Linked DNA regions of Mus musculus: regions 2 and 3 are each linked to region 1. A link is a loop called in an ENCODE intact Hi-C map of the cell type or tissue named here. Cell type or tissue: left cerebral cortex. All regions are shown on one strand. Region 1 has its middle 27 kb from the start of Vrk1. Region 2 overlaps Vrk1 (vaccinia related kinase 1). Region 3 has its middle 11 kb from the start of Gm32776.

The links. Peaks named below come from ENCODE experiments on the same cell type or tissue, not always from the same donor. Only the 100,000 strongest peaks of a DNase experiment are listed, where the experiment ranks them.
Region 2: a loop joins it to region 1, with 3 times the contacts of the local background. A loop is called at or near these places in 2 of 42 quality-filtered maps.
Region 3: it touches region 1 in a loop (3-fold over the local background); 2 of 42 quality-filtered maps call a loop at or near these places.

Annotation. Positions count from the first base shown.
Region 1 is chr12:105,978,929-105,986,928 of GRCm38, forward strand. No RefSeq gene overlaps it. Among named protein-coding and RNA genes, the nearest start is that of Vrk1, 27 kb to the right of the region's middle. In left cerebral cortex, a CTCF peak has its summit at 4,723 (motif pointing right); DNase peaks (open chromatin) are centred at 2,626, 3,875 and 7,215; H3K27ac peaks cover 1,425 bases.
Region 2 is chr12:106,032,003-106,040,002 of GRCm38, forward strand. Vrk1 (vaccinia related kinase 1) reads left to right here. Exons shown (of 14, transcript NM_001029843.2): 2 at 4,538-4,702. The coding sequence starts at 4,543. Among named protein-coding and RNA genes, the nearest start is that of Vrk1, 26 kb to the left of the region's middle. In left cerebral cortex, no CTCF peak of the experiment used is centred here; a DNase peak (open chromatin) is centred at 2,465; H3K27ac peaks cover 543 bases.
Region 3 is chr12:106,153,754-106,161,753 of GRCm38, forward strand. No RefSeq gene overlaps it. Among named protein-coding and RNA genes, the nearest start is that of Gm32776, 11 kb to the left of the region's middle. In left cerebral cortex, no CTCF peak of the experiment used is centred here; DNase peaks (open chromatin) are centred at 3,261, 4,304 and 4,954; H3K27ac peaks cover 948 bases.

The sequences.
Region 1 (8,000 bases):
TTATTCTTAATGACACATGGAAGCAATAAAGCAGCTATGCTATGTAATGGACCACTGAGGATTTTTCGCTCTCAGTCAGTCCGAGATGTACCGAATCCAATATCCTATCAGTGATTTGATTTGTTAATAATCAAATTGCAAATACCTTTTCATTTGGCTTCAAAAAGCAAACAGCCATTCGGAATAATTTTTATGGGTCTTGGAATGCAAAATAAACTTAAAATATTGTGTTTGCAAGCCCTACTGGCATGACCGTATTATAATTTATATTGGCCTATTTTGATGTACAGTGGCGTAATGAAACTTTAAAAAATATATTCTGCAAAGCTGCATCTAAGCCCAAGCCTGCAGCACAGATTAATGTAAGAACATCATGGGGATTCTTTGCATATTTTGTACGGAAATTTCTAGAGAATGACTGTTCACCGAAACCTCAACCGTGTAGGATCTGCAGTCTCTCAGATTCATCTATTGTCACCGTGCCTGGCCCTCTCTGAATCCTTCTCTTGCCCGAATCTTCTACCTCCTACCCCCAGCCCCCCAACTCCACCAGCTCACATTCTGAGCATGGTGTGTGCACACGTGTCTGTATTTAGTTTTCAAGTTCCTCTGGCCCTGATACCCTTCCATTCCTCTCTGTCTGTATGGCACCTCAGACATTTGCCAGCCTCCAGCTCAAATGCCACCCCTGCTGGCATCGAACCCTGACCCTCCCCGGAGTTATCACATCCTCTCTTCCACAGAAATTTGAAAGGAATTCCGTGATAGCTCTTGTCATGGTGTGTTATTTATTTACACTCACAAGACTAACTTCCTTGACAACCCAACCAAGATATGCTCAGTCCCAAAGCTTTCGACACAAGGGGCTTGGGACACAGATGTTTCCTACAGATGTGAGGGTGATGGGCAGATGGATGGATCTGGGTAACAAAGGGGTGGATGAATGGGGGAAGGGTGAGTTTGTAGGACATGGTGGATGGGTAAATGAAAGGTTTGGTGGGCTGCCCATGGGTGGGTGGACAAGTGAATGGAAGGTGGGCTGGAGGAAAGATTGAAAGAACAGAACCTTCTAGCACATAGCAGTCTCTGCAGAATTGGAATTGTTCAAATACAAGTAGTAGAGAAGCCTTGGGGCATAGATGGATTGTTAAATAAGCTAAACTGTTAGCTTTTTCCAGCTAACCTGTAGGTAGGAAATGCCTCAGCACAGATATCACGTAATAGAGGTTGAATGCCATCTGAGCTTTTCTGTAAGGGCTGGGAAGGGCCTCGTTAATAAGATAACATTGAAACGGAAATCTAGGGGAAGAAATCTAACATTGAAACAGATGAGGTAGAATAGGGGAGAGGGGAAGGCAGGATGAACAAAGTGCCCGGGGTGAAGGTGTGCTCTGGGTACACAGAAACAGGTAAGGGACCTATGTGGCTGGAGCAGAGGAGAGGCTGGGACTGTCCACCTTGTGGCTTCCATGTCTTGTATTTCTCTTAGAAGGTTTTGCAGACTCGGCACTGAATTAGAATTTTATTCTTAGATCTTCGGTTTAACTAGAATCGGTTGTCTATACATGATGGAGAATCATGGCTGGCAAGTTGGTTGGACTAAAAAGCACCTATCAGATGAGGAAAGTGCACACCTAGGCGTGTCTATGAGGATGTTTCCATCGGATCAGCCAATCCACTGGTGAGGTCAAAGTGTGGGACAGTAGTGTGAAGGGCAGACCTTGCTGGAGGGACTGGGTCACTTTGAGCGCATCTCCAGGGACTGTATCTTGCCGGCCCCTTTCCAGTCTGTGTTCTCCCTTTGGGAATCATTTTCTGCCTCACCACACACAGGCTCAGAGTGTATGGGACCAAGATTATGGATCAAAATCTCTTAAGACCAGGAACTAAAATAAATAATTCTTCTTAAATTGTGTATCTCAGGTATCTGTCATAGGTTGAAAATAACAAAAAAATATGCGGCAGGGTTCAAAATTTGTTCCTAGTGGAGAGAGAGAGAGAGAGAGAGAGAGAGAGATTGAAGAGTTGTCCCAAGGACACCCACTCAGTAGAATATGCCAGCATTTCACTGAGGGCCACCAAGTCCACCGAGAAACTGCCAAGAGCTATTACCTGCTTCTTCATGTCCATCGATCGATGTTACTTTAACTGCCAGTATTTAAGTATAGAAACATAAGCCTTTCTATAGCAGAGCACAGCTTCTAGAAACAGTTTAGTGTTTTTCAAACAGCACACACATCTAATGGTATCTATTTCTTGCCTCCTTTATTCTTTCTCTGGTGCTGGTCACAGCGACAGAGCACTTCCAACATGGAGAGTCCCATCTGACTAATGAATCGGGAAAGCCAGTGTCTTTGTAGGTAGCCCCTGCCTTCGCGGAGGGCACTGTTCATATCTTGCCATAGGAAACGGTGTCAGTGGGCACTTCTGGCGACGACTGTTTTAGAATACTTAGGGCCCAGACTACCCAGGATGACTAAGAGATTCCAAACAGACTGGCTTAAGTAGGGCGAAAGCTGATTTCTCTGTGTGTTAGAGGTTACAAGCTCCCTAAGCAGCAGGGTTGGCTCTGTAGTTAGAAGTCTCTGTCGCTTCTGCCTGAAGAAAGAAAGACTACTGTAGGCAGCACCTCTGCTCACAGCCCATTGGCTGGAACTTAGTCACCTGATTGCCTCCAATTACAAGAAAGACTTGGAGAAGTACTTTCTAATCAAGCTGCCAGAGGCCAAGCTAAAGCGGGGGAGGAGGGGTTGGGGGGGCGGGGACAGCGGGAGTGGGCCGGACTGGGGAGTGGGCAAGGGAGTGGGCGGGGCAGAGTGGCGGGGGGGGGGGGAGCGGGGAGGGGGGAGAGTGTAGGTCCAGTATAAAAGAAACAAAGTAAGATACTAGAGCAAGCTGCTACACACAGTATTATCAACTCAGTTCTCTTTCATTTTTGATTAACAAGCCAGCAGTGTCACTCCTGGAACATTTGGAGGTAGAGGCTAGCTGGAGGAAGTGGGAGCCTGGAGGAGGACTGGAGGCTTTAGCCCCCCCCCCCATCCCCCACTCCCTCACCCACCTTACCCCTGCATCACCACCACCACCACCACCACCACCACCACCACCACCACCACCACCCTACCCCCACCCTCGCTTCTTCTCTCTGCTTCCATTCCTGGACCAACCAGAAGAAAGCAAGCCCTGGCTGGTACTTCAAGCCCCTCCTCCTGTTGAGCGCCACTGTCTTCCCGTCTTCCCGGCCCCGTTGGACCCAGACCGTGCACCCTTAAACCACAAGTCAAAATAAACCCTTCCTTTCTTACATGGCTTCTTGACAGGAATTTGCCCGTAACTACAAGAGGAGTAAATGGCAGAGGTTTGGTTTATTTTAAGCCTGGGTCTGGGGACTCCATCTTCCCAGACTGTCTCTAGCTGTAATTACATGATGTCCACTCTGGGTGAAGTGGGCACCCTCAGTACCTCATAGCTGAGCTGCCTCTCGTTTCTGGGTGTAGAGACGACTCCGTGCCGCTTGGGTCTCTGTAAGACTGTAAGGGTGTAAGGGCACAGTTTATTTAGGATACTCACACACAGTGTATGTAGGTGTGTAAGTGCCGTCCAAGTGCTGATTCTGTATCCAGGTTTCCTTACTCTGAAAGAGTGATCTGGGAGCTGTCTGTCCTTCCCCGGGTCCTGGGAACTTGGCTCTTCCTATGTCTGCAACTCTTTTTTGAGAGTTTGTTTGGGAGGATTTGTTCCTGAAGCCATCTGGCATGGTGACTGTTTCTAAGGCTTTGGCTAGCATGGCAGAGTGTTAATTGTATGCAAACAGGTTGTCTTTCTGCTATCAGGGAGCCCTGGGCTTGCAGGTGGATATAGATGCTCGGAAGAAGACATTTGTCCTAACTCACTTCTCTGAAGGCTACACGTGGCTGAGTTTCCAGGTTCAGGCTGTGAGAGAGAGCAGAGATGTGTGGGCATCGCTCTGGCATGGGCCTGGAGATGTGGGCGCCTTCTTCTCCCCTCAGTCTGCTGCCTGGAAGAGGGCCTGCTGGGGAGGCAACTGGCGGATCCAGAAAGCAGAGGAACCTAGGTCCGAGGCGTGGAGTTGGCAGGTGCCAGCTCTGGACAGTGACTTGATTGGGAGGTTTCCTGTGGTTTGCAATGACCTCTGAGTCTATGTGTGATGACGTAAGCTAGGCTTTCAGAGTCCTTGTAGCTAACCAGGCCCAAGTATTGTATCTCTTTTTAAATGATGTATTCCTGCAGAAAATGCCCGTTTCCAGCCAGAGTTTAAATGCACTAAGGTATAGTTACAATGTTTCTTTAATCCAAACGTCTATTCTGTCCCAAGTTTCCTCATGGTCTCACTCCTTCTTTCTGCCTCAACAGGGTCTCAAGCCTTGAACTTGCTATATAGGCAAGAATGACCTAGCTTTTCAATCCCCCTACCTCTCCCTCCTAAGTGTTAGGACTGCCCTCGGGCAAATGCCCTATTCCAGTTTGTGTGGTGACAGGGACAACCCAGGGCTTCCTGCATGCTACGGAAATAAACTCCTTTGCCATCTGAAGAACATTCCAGGCCCTTCTCTTTTGTTTCTGTCAGGTCTTTCCCCTCCCTGTTTCTCCTTGCCTCCCTCCTCCCTTGATCCTCCCTCACTAGTGTCTAGATTTCTCATTTTTTAGAATAAATTTATTTTTGTTTCATGTGTCTCACCTACATCTGTGTACTGTGTGCATGCAGTACCCAACGAGGCCAGGAGAGGGCACCAGATCCCCTGGAACTGAAGTTTCAGATAGTTTTTTGTTGCCATGCGGGTGCTGGGAATCGAACCCAGATTCTCCTCGAGAGCAGCCATCGCTCTTAACCATTGAGCCACCTCTCCAGCCGTGTCTTGTCTCATTCGCAAACACACTAGCTAAGCTCGAACACTCACACTTCTGCTTCTTCGGCTAGGGATGTCCTTCCCAGGTATCTGCATGGCTCTATTTTTTGTGGGGAAGGCTGAACACACACACACACATGTGCACACCCCAATCATCAGATGTACGTAGATTTTACTTGCCTGTTTCTTTATGACTTCTCCCTACCTCCTCCTTCAATCTCTGCCAGGCATCCATTCCAAAATGGCAACTGCTTCCTGAGGCCCAGGCTTCCTATTTTGCCAACTGTCACTCATTCATTTCCTGGTTTTTGTTTTCTTTTTAGTTTTTGTTGTTGTTGTTGTTTTTTAATCAACTCTGATTTTGTTTATTAATCTCTTCTCTCTTAGGCTTATTGTTCCTCCCACCTCTGCACTCCCCAGAGATAAATGTTTGGTTTAATTTCAATCTTTCTTATTTCAACTAGGAGGTTTGTGACTATCATGACTATCGCTTTTCCTCAGGGTCTTATTTTGCCTGTGAAGTGTTGCTCATTATGTAATGTTTCTTCATTGCTCACATCTGAAGAGTTTTAATTCCAGTATGTTTTTCTGTGTGACCTGTGAGTGTTTATAAGGCATCTGACTTTTTTGTTTGTTTGGTTGGTTGGTTGGGTTTGGTTTTTCGAGACATGGTTTCTCTGTGTAGCCCTGGCTATCCTGGCACTCACTTTGTAGACTAGGCTGGCCTTGAACTCAGAAACCCACCTGCCTCTGCCTCCTGAGTGCTGGGATTAAAGGCATGCACCACTATGCCCGGCTGGAATCTGACTCTTTCACGGTGACTTAGTTTCACCGTCTTGCTAGCACCTCCCACTTTTAATGAATTATGGTCAGAAAAGTAACTTGTATTTTCTTCCTGTTTTGTTCTTTTAAAAAGATATTTTTGTAGTATATCCCACCATGGTATACTGTGGCAATCACATGCTGCACCTTGGAAAAGACAGTTGCAACCGTTTGGAATTCCGTGCACCTGTTTCCGCTGGGCACGTTAGGCTGTACCACTTGAGTGTTCTCCTACTTTTCCCTGTCCTTGACCCATTTGTTTGTCTGGATTCTGATATTGTTGGGTGCTCTTAGCTTCTCTGCCTGGATCCAGTCTAGAAAGGCTACTTCTCTTTCACAGGTGCTAGCACTTACCCTCCCACAGAACATCATGTGGCACGAACCAGCACGACTATTCTTACTCTGCACAGACAAGAACTATTGTCAAGTTATGTGTCCCCAGAGCCTCCCAACATAGATGGCTTGTCACTTGCAATGGAAGGGGGGTCTAAGGCAGATCTGTAGACTTGATGGCCTGTCAACTCCTAGGCTATGGTGCCTTGTACAGAAGGAGGGAGATCATCAAGGGAGGAGATCCAGGGGCTGGAGAGATGGCTCAGCAGTTAAGAGCACTCGCTGCTCTTCCAGAGGTCCTGAGTTCAAATCCCAGCAATCACATGGTGGCTCACAACCACCTGTAATGAGATCCGATGCCCTCTTCTGGTGTGTCTGAAGATAGCTACAGTGTACTTACGTATAATAAATAAACCTTAAGAGAGAGAGAGAGAGATCCAGTGTCCTGTGAGGACCCACTTTCTGGTTCTTGGTCTGAATGGCCTGTTCTCACCAGGTAGAGGGACAAGGAAGCTCTGTTACTCCTTTAATAAGGGCATTAATCTCATCCATAACCCCTCCCAAGGTCCCACATTCAATTTTATTATATTAGGAGTTTTACCATATGACTTGGGGTGAGGGGTGGTCATAGCCAGACCCTAGCAAGGGGCATTTTTCTCTCTTTCTTGCCCTTTGATACAAGATCCCCTATAGCTCAGACTGTGCTCTAACATCCTGTGTAGCCAAGGATGAGTCTGGCAGAAAAAAAAAATTACACCACAAAATGTCCAACCGTAGAAACCAAATGGGTTAAAATCATAGTGCAGGGCTTTGCGAGGCCTCCACCTAGGATCCGGTGGCCTGGTTTGGTTAAGAGGACTGTACTGAGCCCAGACATATCCAGTCCTTGGTTTCATGGCTCTGGCCCTTTGTTCAGTCCAGCTCCTGAGTGGAGTAAGGGCCACAGTGTATCCCTGAGTGTCACCTCTATGGGAGAAAAAAAAAATTTGAGAAAATAATACAGTTGTGTCTTTATTGAACAGGTATAGACTATTACAATTTGGCTATGTGTCCCTGAACAGCACAGTATAGTAGCTACTAACATGGCTTTGCTGTGAGCCACTGTGTGTAACTGGTGGTTTGTAGGAGAGTGTGAGCAGGACCATGTCTCTTTAAATAAGGGTTGTGAATATTCAGAGATTCAGAAACAAACCCCGCACAGATGCTCAGGAACAACTGGTTTGTACTGGATTCTGTCTGGGCCAAAAAGCCCAAGATGTCTACTCTCTTTGCTCCATACACAAATCATAAAGGATGCAATTAAGGAAGAAGAGCCAAGAGCCTGGGAGGGGGCTCAGCAGTTCCAGGTATGTACTGCTCCTACAGAGAGAGCACTGCTCCTACTGAGCACCTAAGATCAGTTCCTAGCACCCACATCAGGGGGGCTCACTACTACCTGTAATTCCAGTTCCAGGGGATCCAGTGCTCCATCCCCTGAAAGCCACATCATATTTTTCAATGTTAGACTTTTTTTTAATGGAAATGGAAATGGTCATTTTAGTATAAAGGCATATGTTAACACTAAGTCTAAAAACATCTTCTATACACTGCAAGAGTTTGTAAGAAAAGTATTTCTGCGGGCTCTGGAGGGTTCCCTGGCCTGACTCCGCCCATCTGAGGTCTGCCCCATGAGCCAGTGGAGTTTTTGGTGACCTTCTTGGTGAGAAAGAGGGCAGGTGCTTTGCACTGCGTGACCCTCATCACGTCTGGCTGCTTCTGATCCTCACAGGCGACCCCCAGCCTCCTCCATCCTAGACCCTCTCTCTCTGTTCAGGGTTTGGCTTTTGAGCTGAGCCTCTCCACCGTCAAACATGCCCCAAAGTCGATCTTCACGAGATTCTAGAAGAAGGCTTGGGATAAAGCTGTTTTCCTTTTTCCTTTCCATATTCAACTCCTCCTGGTGGTGAGCGTGGGGGGCTCCCCAAGAAAGTACTCTAC
Region 2 (8,000 bases), 53 kb after region 1:
GCGTCTGCGGCTCTTATGAACACTCACTCACCTAATAAGGCAAGCGCTTGTGCTAAGGTTTAAGAAAGTGTCATTCTCAGATATGGCCTGCAAAGCGACAGTAGCTCGAGACAGCCAGCCTTCCTGTTCTCAGACACTAGACTTCCTGTTGCTCTATACTCAAAAATAAAAGGGGTTTCTAGTGCAGTGGGTGGGGAAGGGTCTAGATCTCAGAAAAAGTTGTCAAGGTTAGTTCTACCACCTGAAACACACACCAGGAAAAGCCTGTTTAGGGCCGGGATGAACGGACAGAAAAGGCTTTAGGGATGCTTATGATGGTAGGAAGAGGCTGTGGGCTCATTTGTGAGGTCAGAGGACCATCTCGGGTGTTACTCCTCAGAAGCCATGTACTTTGCGAAGGGTCTCATAGTGCGTTTAGGCTGGCTGCCTAGTGAGACCCAGAGCCCACCTGTCTCTGGCTCCTCAGTCTTGGGATTGCCAGTGCATACCACTGGGCAGCTTCTCACCTGTGCTGGGGGGAAAGGCAGGCCACCGTGTGCTCCTCGCACGTTTGCTACTGGCTGAGTCAGCTTGACACGGCGAGGTTTCTGTTAGTGGAAATAGTGTTTCAGCGGTACAGTTCATATGCCAGGGGATGCGTGCATTAAGTTACTGGCTTGGTTATTGTTTCTACGCGGTTTTGTGAGTGGGGTTGCTAATATGAAGGCTTGTGTATGTATATGTAGGTTTTTCATAAGAGGCAATTTCAAGTATAGTTATGGCTTTTTTAGACAGTCTCTGTGTAGCCTAGGAAGGTTCTGAACTCTGGATCCTTTTGCGTTTGACTTCCTAGTGCTAGGCTTGTTATACACCTGTGTCTACTTCAGGTACAGCATTTTAAGCTGGACCTCTCATTTTTTACTTCACATTTATGATTTTTAAGGAACAAAGGAATAATAGATTGAGGATGTCACCTAATTACAACAGTCCTCTGTTATCCCGGGTGAGACATTCCAAGATCACAATGGAACCCAGAAACCATGGCTGGTAGTGGAGCCTAGATACTGCAACCAATGTGTATAATAGGGATCCTAATTTAGTTTGTAAGGTGAGAGTATGATAGTAACCAAGACCGAAACCATCAGAAGAGGGTCTGATGTATGAAGTGCCTGTGGTTTCCACATCTCAGACATCTGTGTCCCTCTGAGGTAGTGGTGAGCTGATGGCGTGCCACACGAGTGCTGTGATAGAATCACCATTGCTTTGGAAACTAAGATGGCCCCTGTGACTGAAGGGAGGGCAGCATGCGCAGTGTGGATGAATCAGAAGGAGGCGAGCGGCTTCTACGGCTGGATCGATGCATCCATACTCAGAATGGCACACAATGTTGCATTTTATGACTTGTTTATGTCTGGAATCTTGCATTTAGAGTTTTGACCTTGCTTGACTGGATAGCTGGAAGGATCAGTGAGCAGTTGCTGTCCTCCTGTGTGCTGTTCCACTTTTATTTATACAGTGTTCTTGTTAACAACCACCAAACCTACCTGGCGTTTTTATTTTGTTTTGAAATAGCCATAGCTGTCTTTTTTTGGGCGGGGGGGTGGGGTGGGGAATCTTTCTGAAGCGATGTACCTCCCCAGTGGTCATGTGTGGGGCACGGCTTCACAACTGCACATTGTTGCTTGCTGTTCTCCTGTGTTCAAAGCCCAGAAGTCAACTTAGCTGTGACGGACGTCCTTGTGAAGCTCACTCTGGCTGCAGCCCAGCATCTTCTCTTGAGCTGGGGGTGGGAAGGTGGGGAATTTCTGCTTTGAAGTTTTGGGAATGGGCCAGCCTTATCTTCATCTACTTACGTGGTATTGTGGACACAGGAAGCATTTCCCAGTTTTCCTGTGGATGTTTCCTAAGGTTCTGAGCTTCACCCTAGCCTTCTCCTGAGTGGTTTGGGGTCTGTAGGGAAGGGATTCATGGAGGCCTTCTCATACCCAGTGTCTCTTCAGAGTTCACTGGGCACGTTATGCTGTTCTGTTGAAGTAGTTTTAGGAGCGGTATTCCTGATCTTAATTATCCCAGTAAGCTCCAAATAGCTGGCTTCAAGAGTAAAACTAAAAATAAAAGCCAATAGTTTTATTTGGAATGGAGAAAAAAAAAACCCACTTTATTTACAAGAAATCTATATGAAGTAAATGCTGAGGCAGAGTTTTCACTTATAATATGGTATTTTTATTGCATGGGAAAATAATTCTAGAAAAAAAAACTGTTCAGACACTTCAGTTACAGAAAGAAGGTTTTAAAAGTCATTTAAAACTGTTTTGACAACTATAAGGAAATAATCAAATAGGAAATTGCTGTGATCTGATAAAGCTGGATGAAGTTTAGAAGGAATCATGTTAGTGCCAGGACTGCTGTGTGTTCAGCTTCGTTCTTCTAGTTGAGTTGTCACCGAGGTGCGAGGTGCAGAAGTTAATCTTTCTTCCTGTTTTAAGTCTTGGTTGCCATGGCTGTCACCAAAATACTGTTGGGCAAGATTTCAGCACAGATTAAAAAAGTACCTTGAGAGAGCCCATCTGAGGAAGCGCTAGCCCGAGCAAAGCGCCTTTGCTGTGAAGGTGCTCTCACCCCAGACAAGTTTGAAATCGGAAATGCATAAAGCTTTTTTTCTTTTTAGAGAAAAGTTAGATTTAAAGATTTCCCTATCAGTTAATAAAGTGTTTGCATTAGTGTTGGGACTGATGGAATGAACGTATCTACTGAAGGGAGATGTATTAGCATGGCTCTTGGCTGTGGTGTGAGTGGCTCGTCGGTGGCTGTCTCCTGATGGAGAGAGAAGACTGGGTGTCTCAACAGTCCTACACTAGAGCTGGAGTTTCAGGGAAGTCCTGAAGAAGTGGGTTCTAATCCCAGTGAAGGAATGTCTCAGCAACAGGACGGATGAGCTTGACAGGGAGAGTGACGGCAAGCAGGCAGAGAGCAAAAGCTTCCTTCCTTCACGGCTGATTTAGAGTACATCTCCCCGACTCAAATAATCTAACCACGAGAAGCCTTTCATCCTGTGTTGTGCTGCTTGGGTTTCAGTTGATTCCAGATGTAGTCAGGTTGACGACCAAGATTAGCTATCACAGTATATACGATATAAATTGCATATATGGAATTCATGCATTTGTAGTGATAATTGGTGGGTGTTTGCTGAAGTTTCCAATCTAATACTGTGTAGGCAGGCAGAGGTGGTGATAAAATTAGATAGATAATCTAGCAGTTAAGAGTATTTACTATTCTTGCAGAGGACCTGAGTTCAGTTCTCAGCACCCGCAACTAAAACCCTATAACGCCAGCTCCAGGTAATCTCATACCCTTGGCCTCCTCATGCACCCACACAGACAGATACTCATACACATTCTTTAAAAAACAAGAAAATAAATCATGGGTATGTGCACACCACATGCATGACTGGTACTTAAGGAGGCCAGAAGGCTCATGGGATCTCTTGGTGCTGGAGTTACAGATGGTTGTGAGCCACTGGGAATTGGACCTCACCTCTGAAGAGGAGTCAGTACTCTTTGACCGGTGAGCCACCTCTCCAAGTTCCAAGAAAATAAATCTTTTAATATAGTCTGTATATTTAGTATATCTGAGTTCAGATGTCACATCTTAGCAGACTCCCATTTGAAATAGCATTCTAAGTGTTGCAGACCAGTCTGTTTCAATCACTCCCCTCTCTGGTTTGTTCCTCTGCAGTTTTTAGAGAATTGTAGAATCTTAAGGAAATCTTGTTTAAGGAGTCAGTGTGGATAGAAAGAAGAATTTGGACTCAGAGCACACGTTTATGTGCACACACAGCTGTACAGGGTGCAGTGAGTTGTGCAGAGGCACTTGAAGCTTAGATAGATGTGCTTGAATCACGATTTCCCAACCAGCCAGTTACACACTTGGAGCCAAGGCTTTTGATTCCAGCCGTGTCTTCCCAGAATACTGACTTGTGCTGCTGAGAAAATCGAATGAGCTACTTCTCCAGAATGCCCAGGGGGAAGGGACATATCGGATGGCCAGGACTTTGTGGAACTAGCTGGTGGCGTGTGTCACTTCTGCTGAGTCTGTGTCCTCCTTTGTGAGTGGGGCTGCTGCAGCCTTCCTACTCTTGTGCCCCAGAAGCCCTTGTCCTCTGCCTTGTACACACCTGGTTGAGATTGTAGTCTCTGTGCTGGTGCTAGCACATCCGTACTAAGGACCTTGTGGCTGCGTTATTAGATGGGGTGCATTCTAACTGCATGCTTTCCCTCAGTTGCATCAACATTCTTGTTCTGTTGTTACTAAATAGTATTGTAGTCGTAGATGATATGCCACTGGGACGGACTCAACGTGCTTCCCATAATTGCATCACTTTATTTATGGTCTCCTCTCCAAGCTTAGTGACAACCAAATAGGATCCTAGCTGTTACAGAACTAGCCATCCTTCTATAGTCTCCAACAGCCCCTATTGAATGGAAGCCTTCTGTGGGGGATGTTTTGAACAATTCTAAGGTTAGAACTGTGAACAGAGTTGCCTTGTTTTGTGTTACAGTGAAGATGCCCCGTGTAAAAGCAGCTCAGGCTGGAAGACCCGGACCTGCGAAGAGGCGCCTCGCAGAGCAGTTTGCCGCTGGAGAGGTCCTAACCGACATGTCTAGGAAGGAGTGGAAACTAGGATTGCCCATTGGCCAAGGTGGCTTTGGCTGCATCTATCTGGGTGAGTGCTTGCGATTTCAGGTCATCAGTGGGAAGATTCAAATGCTTCTTTTTTTTTTTTTTTTTTTTTTAAAAAGATTTATTTATTTATTTATTTATTTATTTATTTATTATATGTAAGTACACTGTAGCTGTCTTCAGATGCACCAGAAGAGGGCATTAGATCTCATTACAGATGGTTGTGAGCCACCATGTGGTTGCTGGGATTTGAACTTCGGACCTTCGGAAGAGCAGTCGGGTGCTCTTACCCACTGAGCCATCTCACCAGCCCCCTAAATGCTTCTTATGGGATAGATTGTCTTTCAATTGAGCTACTGCAAGGTGCTGTTGATATTCGAGGTGTCTTAGCTAGGGTTTTACTGCTGTGAACAGACACCATGTCTTTATAAGACACGGCAAGTCTTATAAAAAACCCATTTAATTGGGGCTGGCTTACAGGTTCAGAGGTTCAGTCCATTATTATCAAGGTGGGAGCATGGCAGCATCCAGGCTGTCATGGTGCAGGCAGAGCTGAGAGTTCTACGTCTTCATCCAAAGGCTGCTAGTGGAAGACTGACTTCCAGGCAACTGGGGTGAGAGTCTTAAGCCCACACCCACAGTGACACACCTACTCCAACCAGGTCACACCTATTCCAACAAGGCCACACCTCCAAATGGTGCCACTCCCTGGTCCAAGAATACACAAAGCATCACGAGAGGTGATTGAGGAGTGTGTGGTCATACGCAAGTTCACTTTTGACGTATTAGTAGAAGATGGCTCATCTTATTATACAAAAAGAACAAAATGCTGAAATACTGTCACTCGTAAACACAGTTATATCCTTCGACTCTTCAGACTGCTACACAGACTTGTCAAGCTCTCTGGAGACTGAAAGAGAGCTCTATCCATCCTTTTCCCTCTACCTCAGTCAGGTACAGTTGTTTCCAACTCGGTGTGTTTTACACATTTTACAGATCTTTACAGCTATGGGCTTTTAAAAATGTCTGTACTTCCTTTTGGGTTTGACCTATGTTAGTTGTATTCGTTAGCATGCTTAACTTGGGATAGTTGGAAATCAAGTTAAAATCCTGATCTTCTGAGTTTACTGAAGTCTCAACATTAAAAATGGATTACCTGCTGGGTGGTAGTGGTGACACACACCTTTAATCCTAGCATTTGGGAGGCAGTGTTGTAGTAGGTATTTAGTCTCATTTCAGGGGTTTCTACCCCACCTTAGGTCATTCAGTTCCCAGAAAAAAGATACACAGCTTTCATTTTTATAATAAGCCTTTATGTACCAGAACTGGGCCAGACCTCATGGCCATGTTTTCATGACTCACCTCCTCTCTCTTCCCCAGCCTCTCCTAGTGGTCTCTGCCTCAGACCGGAAGCACAGGAACCCATACTCCACCTATTTCTCTTCTGCCGAGCTATAGGCGGGAGGCTTCTTTATTCACCATTCAGGGATAACTTGGTGGGGTGGGGTGGGTAAGGTTACATAGTGTCACTTGTATGTGTGCAGATTTTCTTGTCCCTGGCAGCAACCAGGCCTTGGGAGCCAGTATTCAATATAACACATAGCAAAAGACCAAACATCAACAAATGATCTCTTTAAGTTTGAGGCCAGCCTGGTCTATAGAGCCAGGACTACACAAAGAAACCCTCGTCAAACAGCAAGACCAAGACCAAGACCAAAGGAACAAGAACAGCAGCAGCAGGTTTACTTAGCTGGGGGGTAGGGGTGCAGTCTTTTCATCCCAGCAGTGGGTGAGGCAGGCAGATCTGTGATTTCCAGGCCAATAAGGGCTACATAGTGAGACCCTGTGCCAAAACACAACAGCAAAAACCTTGATTGCAGGCACAACTGTCTCCTTCCCTGCGAATCCTAGTGGGAGTGTGCTTACACAGGTCCTGTTTGCATGGGTTCTTCTTTCCGTCTTTGCATTCTGTTGTTTTACCTCACTCTCAGCTTTGTTATTGATGTAAATTTTGAGTTTTAAGGCATCATATAGCTGAGGTAGGCCTCAAATGCACTTTTATCTCTAATCTTGATTTAGTTAGTTAACAAGTTATTTAATTTCTTTTTAAGGATGGCTGTGAACCACCACGTGGTTTCTGGGATTTGAACTCATGACCTCTGGAAGAGCAGTCAGTGTCCTTAACCACTGAGCCATCTCTCCAGCTTATGTAATTTCTTAATGATTACCTTCCTCTCTTTTGAGAGACATGGTCTCACTGTGAGATTCTGATTAGCTTTGGACTCAGAGATTCTCTTACCTCTGTGTTCCAAGTGTTGAATAAGAGTATATGCCATTCTGCCTGGCACAACTTTTAAAAAATTATATATTTTTGGTACTGGTTAGAAGAAGGAGTTGGATCCCCTGAGACTGGAGTTAGAGATGGTTGTGAGTCACCATGTGGATGGTAGGGATCCAGTCCTGGTCCCGGAAAAGCAGCCAGTGCTTGCAGCCATTTAGCCATAGCTCTAACCCTGAAAGTTTCAAATGTTATATTTAATAGTAGTTTACATAGAATGAAATGTTGTAGATATTTTTTAAAAAACCCCACAGATGTAAACATCTATAATATGAAACTACTTGACTTTTTTCCCTTTCAAGTAGTTACTACAAAATGAAAACTTTCTAGCGACATCTGACTTGGAATGCTACTATTATAGTGAAGGTTCCCATCGTCTGGAAACTGGTCAGAATGGCTGTTCTCGTGTTCCACCCTCCTCCTCACTCAGAGCTGTCTGAACAGGCTCTCCATGTGGTCCAGGGCATCCTGGGATTTGAGAACCATGATAGGAGACAGCTGCTTTCACTCACTCGCTTGCTTCATGCCCCTGAGTGGACTCCTCGCTCTGTACTTGTGTTCATGAAACATGGCTGACAGCGCTTCTCACCATGTCTTGCACACAAGCCTCCTGATGGAGACTGTACTGGCCTTTGGAGCGGTACATGCTGCTTCTCTGGTTTTGTTTGGACATAGAGCCGTCCTAGTGAAGTACGCTGTATTTATGTACGGTGAAAGTCTTCATAAACCATGGAAAGTGGCTGCTCATGAAATGTTCACATTGTTACGAGAAAGCCCAGGGGGATTTGGTGATTGAGCCACACGGTCACTGTGGTTCCTGATTTCAGAGGGGTCAGTCCATGCTGTTTGGCTCCACACCCCATGTGTTTAGGCAGAGGGCATGAGACTGGAGAGTTTCACCTCTGGTGCAGAGGAAGGCTCCAGGGCAAGATGCCTCTGCTGGCTTTCACTGCCCAGTGACCTTCTCCAGCTATGTCCAGCCTTCTCAAGTTTCTAGAACTTA
Region 3 (8,000 bases), 170 kb after region 1:
GAGCTACTGGGTCTGTTCAGGCCTGGGGACTTCTATCTAGATCTCTCCTTAAACTCAATAAAGATTTTTGCCTTTGAAGTGGAAACAGCTCTGGAAAGACACATAGGGGACATGTTGTAACATTTCAAGAGCTCTTAAGTGGTCTATCATCTGGATTTGTGTGTGTGTGTGTGTGTGTGTGTGTGTGTGTGTGTGTGTGTGAGAGAGAGAGAGAGAGAGAGAGAGAGAGAGAGAGAGAGAGAGACCACATCCTACAGGCACCTATGGCTCTGGGGTTCCAGCCCCTTCTGTGGTGTTTCTGTGACAAGGCTTTGCTAGGTGAGCTCTCTTGTGTGAGGTAAGAAAACTGTTGTCTATCTGGCTACTCTACCAAATCTGACTGGAATAATGGCTATCTTGGGAAGCTGACCCACGAGGAAACCATCTGGGAAAGAACCAGGAAAAAAATAGGGAAAGGGGAAACCATGAAAAGTGGTTGTCTTCAAACAGGAACAAGTCTGATCCCAACACTGAGATTATATTCTCCGGGGATGAGGCCAATCAGCAAAAACATGGGAAATGGGAAAATTCTAGAAATAATCTAGGCAGCCAAAGTTTACAGTTGGAAGATGAAGTAAGGAAGTCTTGCTGTCTTCTCATTTCCAGCCATATTTGTCTTGGATCATAGTTGGGTTTCTCCTGCCCCATCCACAGGGGAGCGGCAGAAGGTCATCATCTTTGGTTGTGACAAGACTTTTGGGGTCTAGAGAGAGCCAGATCAAAGGTGAACATTTCAAGAGTCAAGAATGTGGAGAAGTTGACTTTGTGAAGTGGTAGATGGGCTCTCTGATGGACTTTCTTGGTTGTCAACTTGACTATATCTGGAATGAACTACAGTCCAGAATTGGAGGGCTCACCTGTGATTCAGATGTTGAAGCTGGAAAACACAAGTTTCTGACCTGGCTCTTGGCATGGAGATCTTGAGGCATAGTGGCCATGAAAAGCTTAGGCCTTTAATCCCAGGAGACTGAGGCAAGCAGATCTCTGAGTTCAAGGTCAGCCTGGGAAAAAGCAAGTCCCAGATCCAGATGTGGTGGTACACACATTTAATCTGGGCCACACTCTCTGCTGGAGGCTTATGTAGGGACATTGGAAGAAGGAAGAGTCACTTTTTTTCCCTGCCTGCTTGCATTTTCTTTCCAGCACATCTGTTGGAATCTACTTCTACAGAAGACCAGATGAAACAACCAGCCTCGTGGGACTGAGCAACTACTAGATTCTAGATTCTTGGACTTCCCATCCACAGATGCCCATTGTTAGGTTAGTTGGACTATAGACTGTAAGTCATAACAACACATTCCCTTAATATAGAGAGACATTTTTAAGTTCTGTGACTCTAGCGAACTTTGATTAATTAACCCAGGCTCATATGGGATTTATAGGAATCAAGTCTGAAGTCTGTTCTGGCCTTGACAGCCCACACAGCCATATTCTAACCAACTATGTATTCATCCATCCATCCTCCATTTGTCCGTCCATCCATCCATCCATCCATCCACCCATCCACTCACCATTATGTAATTATTCCTCAGGGTTAGTCTTGAGAAACTCTACCTTTACTCTCATTCTTACTTGACCTGATGTGCTTGTAAAATATGAGACCTACAAAATAGCATGCTCATTGTCATCTGAAGAAATAGACTACAATAACTTCTCTGGCTCATGCAAGCGTAGTTAAAATGAGAAGCTAAACGTGACACGGGAGCCATTTGGAATACCATTCTGTCTCCCTAGCTGACAAAATTACACAGAATTGACCAAGTTGTGGGGAAAGAATACATCATTTATGTTATTAGTTAGAAAATCGTTTGCTTAATTTTTTTCATCTCTTTATTGGTTCTTTGTGAACTTCACATCACACACCTCAATCCCACATATCTCCCCATCTCTTCTTATCAGACCTCCACCCATGTCGCCTCCCCTCCCAAAGAAAATATAACAACAACAAAAAGAATAAATTAAGACAAAACAGAGCATCTCCTTGTGGAAGCTGTAATGTTACACAGTGTGTCCCACAGTGCACACACCCTTTTGTCTACACAGCTTTACCTGCAACTCTAGCGAACTCAATGAACTCATTGCAATGATCCTCGTGGGAACTCAACTCCTCTTGGATAGCCTGTTGTTGCCCTGCATCATAGAGATTTGTGGCTTTGGATCTATAGGACTGGCCTCTCCATATGCTTCAATACTTCATAGATGGGGTAAATACTGGGGTAGACCGACTCAGAGTCCTGGATCTGGGATATCAGTCTGCTGGCTCTCCTGCACCCACACTACCAGGCTGAGCTTTCCAGCAGTGCTCTGGCTAGTCCACCCAATGCTGAAGTTGGCAAGGGGCCAGCTTTCATGCCTTCATGGCCAGGTCACCTATGCCCACTGTCCCAATTGCTGTAGCCATTGAGGGGCTGGGATAGCTCTCCTATTCTCACCTCCTCACCCGTGCCCATGTCACCAGGGCCAGTTCTACTGTGGTACCCAGGTGTGGTGCAGGGCCCACTCTCCAGGGTCCTGCAGCCAGTGAAGAATGAAGCCAATTCTGAACAGCTTTGGACATCAATATGGCCCCAGGCCAAAGTCCTGACCTGGGATGTCTATATGGCCTTTGTGGTAATATGGCCCTGCTGCTACATGGCCACAGACCCAGACATGGCACTCAGTGGCAGCATAGACTGGGACTTCACAATGGCTGCAGGCCCTCTTCACCCTCGAGTCTCCATTTCTTTCTCCCTTCATAGTGCTCAAACCATTCTTCTCTCCCATTTATTTACCACATACTGGCACATTATGGTGACTCCCTCTATGGTGCAAGGTATGGCATGGAGTGGCGTTGTGATGAGCTGGCTGCTTCAATTTTTTTTATGTGCACGAAAGTTTTAATTATACACGTTTGTTAATCTAGAGATTCCACTGCTAAATGCTCCCACTGCAGAAATACTCCACTGTAAAAAAAAATTCAAAGAAGAAATATATTCTTGGAAGTCAAGAGGTGGACATGAAGACATTTCTTAGGACATTGTATCCATAAGACTGCCAGAATTACAGTTGAGCAGAGACGGTTTATACACACATTCTACACTCTTCCTACGGATGGTTGAAAGAAGGGAGACCGTTGAAGAACTGACAGAAGAATTTGCAGTTTGTTCTTCTTATGTTTAAACTTTCCAAAAGCCAAGCCACACAGGAAATGTTCTAGTTTTCTCCAGTGGAGTGGGATGAACCGCCCACAGTTTAGTTACACAACAGAATACTGCAAGCCATTGTTTCTAATAATGTTAGTGCTTGACTGTCTCACACATTGAAATCCAGATCCCCGGTGTGACGGTGTCAGGAGGTGGAGCCCTCAAGAGTGAGATTAGAGCCCCCATAAAAGACAACCCAGAGCTCTCCCTTGCCCTTTTCATGGTGTGAGGTCAGAGCTAGAGGATGCCTTCTATGAACAAGGATGTGGCTCTCCAGCAGGCACTGGGTCATGCAGTGACTTGACCGCCAGACATCCTGAACTTGGACTTCCTAAGCCCTGCACTGTGGGAAGCGAATGCTTGTTTAAGCCACCCAGTCTAAGGTGTCTTTGTCATGGAGCATGAGCTACACCTGTGTCGGCAGGACTGGTCAGCATAGATATGTTTCTAAGAAGCTATGGTTGATTCCATTCTACTTGAGCAATATTAAACACGCACAAATCTACTGTGCATTATGTAAACATATGGAATCCTGTGATTTGAGACCCAAAAAGTATGTAATCATGCATGTACAGTGGATACTACTGGGAAAGATGGAATGGAATCTAGAATCTTTATTTATGTATCTGTTATAAGCATTTTATTTTTCTTCCTCCTTCACTCCTTCCCTTCCTCTCTTCCCTTCCCTCCTCTTCTCTTCCTCCCTCTCCTCCCCTTGCCTCCCCACCTCCCCTTTCCTTTCCCTTCCTCTCCTTTTTGTTCCCTCTCTTCCTCTTTTCTCCTCTCCTTCCCTTCTTCCTTCTTTTCCTCTCTCCTTTCTCCTTTTCCTGGCTCAGAAGGAAACAAAAGGAGGCAGATATATCTTAAATCTGGAATGGTACATATGTGAATAATTTCCTCTGTGTTTGGAAAAGTTGGTAGAAAGCCATCCACACACACACACACACACACACACACACACACACACCACACGAGGTTGCCCTATATGAGTAAGCATATGTTGTGTGAGTGGATGTTGGGGCTGGGGTAAGACATCTTGCTTTCTTGATGAGATGTACATGGAGCTGTTAGAGCATAGGTTTAAAGAAGATGTGAGAAGCCACGTTTGTGGAGGAGTGTAGAGCTGCTTGCATTTAACTTAATTCCTTGCTGGGCTGTTGAAGTATTTTACAGTGCGTATACTGTACTTCCCTTCCCCCTCCTTTCTCTCCTCCACATCCTTGAGTTTATACCTCGTGTGGACTGCCTGAAGGTTAGTATCTAAACCATTCATGTTCTAGTCTTGGAATTTCTCAATGAAAGACATACTCCATGTTGTTTAGATGTCGTCGCCACAGCACAGCCTCTTTCAGCAGGAATTTATAGTTTAGAGCTCATGGCTGATGGCCCAGCCTTCTGAGTCTGAACAACGCTTGGTCCTGATGACAGAGAGCAGAGGCTTTGCTTACTCGTGGCTTCATCTTCTGTGCTGAGGCCAGAAGATGCCCTGGAGATGACGAATCAAGTCGCTTACTTCAGGAGAGGAAACCTAGGCTGCGTTGGCAAGAGTTCACCCAGACCGACATGCTGCCTAGCTTCCCTGGTGCCAGAACAATTCCTGCAAAGGTGCTCCATCCAGGAGGGACTCAGGCTTATCCTCTGGAGAAGCAGGCTACAATGATGGGTGGGTGCCATATCCGTCTGTGGGTGGCGAATCTGCTGGGCGCCATATCTGTCTGTGGGTGGCGAATCTGCTGGGCGCCATATCTGTCTGTGGGTGGCGAATCTGCTGGGCGCCATATCTGTCTGTGGGTGGCGAATCTGCCTTGGCTCCAGCAGTGAGGAATCCACAACATCACAGTCACCCCGTGTGTGTTGACAAGTCCCTTGCAGAAGGAGCTTGTGTGGAAAGGACATGCAGACAGCTACAGCTGTTGTCACTAATGCTCTGTAGATCAAGTCCAGGGACCAATGGCTTCATTCCACAGCAACGATGGGCACAGCAGTGTCGGAGCAAACTGTTCAGAGCGAGGCACCGCTTGTTTCCTAAACACGGCAGCTCTATGAGGCAGGGGCCTTGCACACTTTTCCAGACTTGGGAAAAATTAGATCAATAAAATCTTTAAAAGAACTCCTCAGGAGACGGTGGCAGCAGCAGCTAAGATGGAAAAGGCATATGGAATCCTGACACCGACTGCTTTGGGTATCTCTGAAAAGGAGAGAACCGGGGCTGGGGTACTTAACTGAGCCATCTTTCATTTTAATAATAGCCTTTATGGACTGCAGTAAGAAGGCATCAAAGTTCATTAAATGTAATGGGCTGATCCTGCCAGGGACAAGGAAGGGAGACAGTCATTCTGAGGGGTTGGCCTTTGAAACACTTCAATTTCGATCGTCGGTGTTCCGGTTCACAAGGCTGGGGTCAGCCCGTGGATGAACACTGTGCAGGAGAGAGAAGGGCCCTGGGTCAGATGGCATGGGCTGGGTGGGGATGGGAGTTCCAGGAAGATCAAGATCATGGCCAAGAATCTGGATTTTGTGGTTGTGTTAGCTCTTTCTCTTATTGCGGTGGTGAAGTACCCCAACAGAGGCAATTTAAGGAAGGGACGTTTTATTTTGGCTCACAGTTTGAGAGCATAGTCCATCATGGTGGGGAGTCAGGGTAGCAGAAGTGTGTTGGGGTTGTCCTCGTGCTCTGTGCTTTCAGATGCTGATCTCTGCGCCCCCAGATCCAGTTACAGCCAGGACACGGAGCATCATCGTCGTGAATATTGTATTGTGAATAAGAATCTCCTCTATCGGTGTGGAGTGAAGACAATGCTCCCCAGTTATCTCTGATTGATAATAAAAGGCTGAACAGCCGAGGACTGGGCAGAGGAGATAGAAAGACTGCACTGCCGATCCCAGCCAGGCGTCCCCGGAAGAAGGAATTCACCACAAGAAGAGGGCCAGGAGAAGAAGGGCCCCAAGGTGGAAAAAGAAGATGGTCGCCTGAGGTTGGGCAGGAGGAGGAGTCACCAAGGGAGTTCTGCATGAGGACGGACAGCTACAACAGAGCCAGCCAAGAAGAGACTGAATACAAGTAACTTGGGGTGTGTGCTGCGAAGTAGCTAGATAGTATGGAGAGTTAGGACTATCTGCTCAGTTATTGTGCTTAAAGCTTGTTGCCTAAGTCTCTAGGTCTCTGCCTCAATTATTTGGGAGCTGCCTGGGTTAGCAAAAGCTGCCGCCTTTAAAATCATCCTACAGGAGTGTGAAGCAGTAGGCCACGTGGCACCCACAGTCAGGAAACAGGAATAGTTCTTGCCTCAGTTTCTCTTCTTTGAGTCTTTCCACTTTAATTAACGGAATCTAGAAAATTCCTCTTAGGCATGCCCAGAGACTTGTCTCAAGGTGTTTCCATATTCTGTCCAGTTAACAATTATACAAACTGTCACGATGACCACCCACGAATGAGAAGGTAGGAATGGGGGCCAGGAGTGCAGTTTCTAGGCACCTGAAGGCAAGCAGAGGACTTGGGAGTAGAGGAGATGCCTCACGCCAAGACAAGGACAGAGTGCTTGCTGGTTATGTCTGCCCTAGTAAGCCCAAGGCAGCTGTGGACCAAGTCCTTTTAGGTCTGGAGTGTACCAGGCTCACCATGGCTCAGAGTGAACTCCCTGCCCCAGGCAGGAGCTGGGAGGATGTCTGACTCACCGTCCCCTTTCCTCCTTCGTACCAGTTCCTCCCAACAGCTTCTTGAGCTGGAGAAAGCTTGTATCTAAGGTCACCTATCCAGTCAAGAGCATCCATTGGCTTCACCCCCCACGCTAAATCATCACACAGACCACTGAGGGACTGGCCCACAGGCCTGACCTCCAGAAGCCTCCACTCTCTGACTCTTGCCTCCCTTTTCCCTTCTGTGGGTACCCCAATTCTTGCAAGCATGCCTTGCCTCCTATTTTATGTACAGTTTGTTGCAGAATGGGAGAAAAACTTGAGAGGCCTGGAGCATCAAAAGGCCCAGGACAGCAGCTTCTTCTATCCCCCCTTAACATCACTAAGAGCAAACATCACTTAACATCAAAAAGAGGTAAACAACATAAGAGCAAATATGTCAGGAAGTCCCACCTGACCCTTGGAGGTTTGCTCTGATGATTTCAGAATATAAATCAATAAAAGATTATTTCTAGGGGGTCAAGCAGATATCTCAGCTGGTAAAAGGCTTGTCCTATGTGCTGGCTAGTGTGGAGTTAACTTGACACAGGCTAGAATCATTTGGGAAGAGGGAGGCTTACTTGAGAAAATGCCCTTACCAGAATGGTCTGTAGGTAAGTCTGTGGGGGCGTTTTCGTAATTAATGATGAGTGATGGAGGGACCTATTCACTATGGTGGTGCCATCCTTGGACTGGTGGTCCTGGGTGTTTCTCGAGAGCAAACTGAGCAAGTAAGAAGGAGCAAGCCCCTCCTCCATGGCCCCTGCTTCAGTTTCTGCTTCTAGGTTCCTGCCTTGAGTCTCGGCTAGGGTTTCCTTTGATGATGAACTGTGATATGGAAGTGTTAAAATCCTTTCCCCCAAAGTTGCTTCCAGTCACAGCCGTAGGGGACACAAGGAAAGCATGAGGGACTACGTTTGATCTCTAGCACCCAGATGAAAAGCCAGGAGTGACCTGTCCTTGTAATAGCAGCGGTGGGGACAGAAGACAGCAGGGTCCCTTGTGGGCATGATTCTCAGACCACCCCACATCCCATTGAGAGACCCTGTCCCAAAATAAACTGATAACCAGAGAGGTAGACTGCTTCTAAGGAATGACACCCAA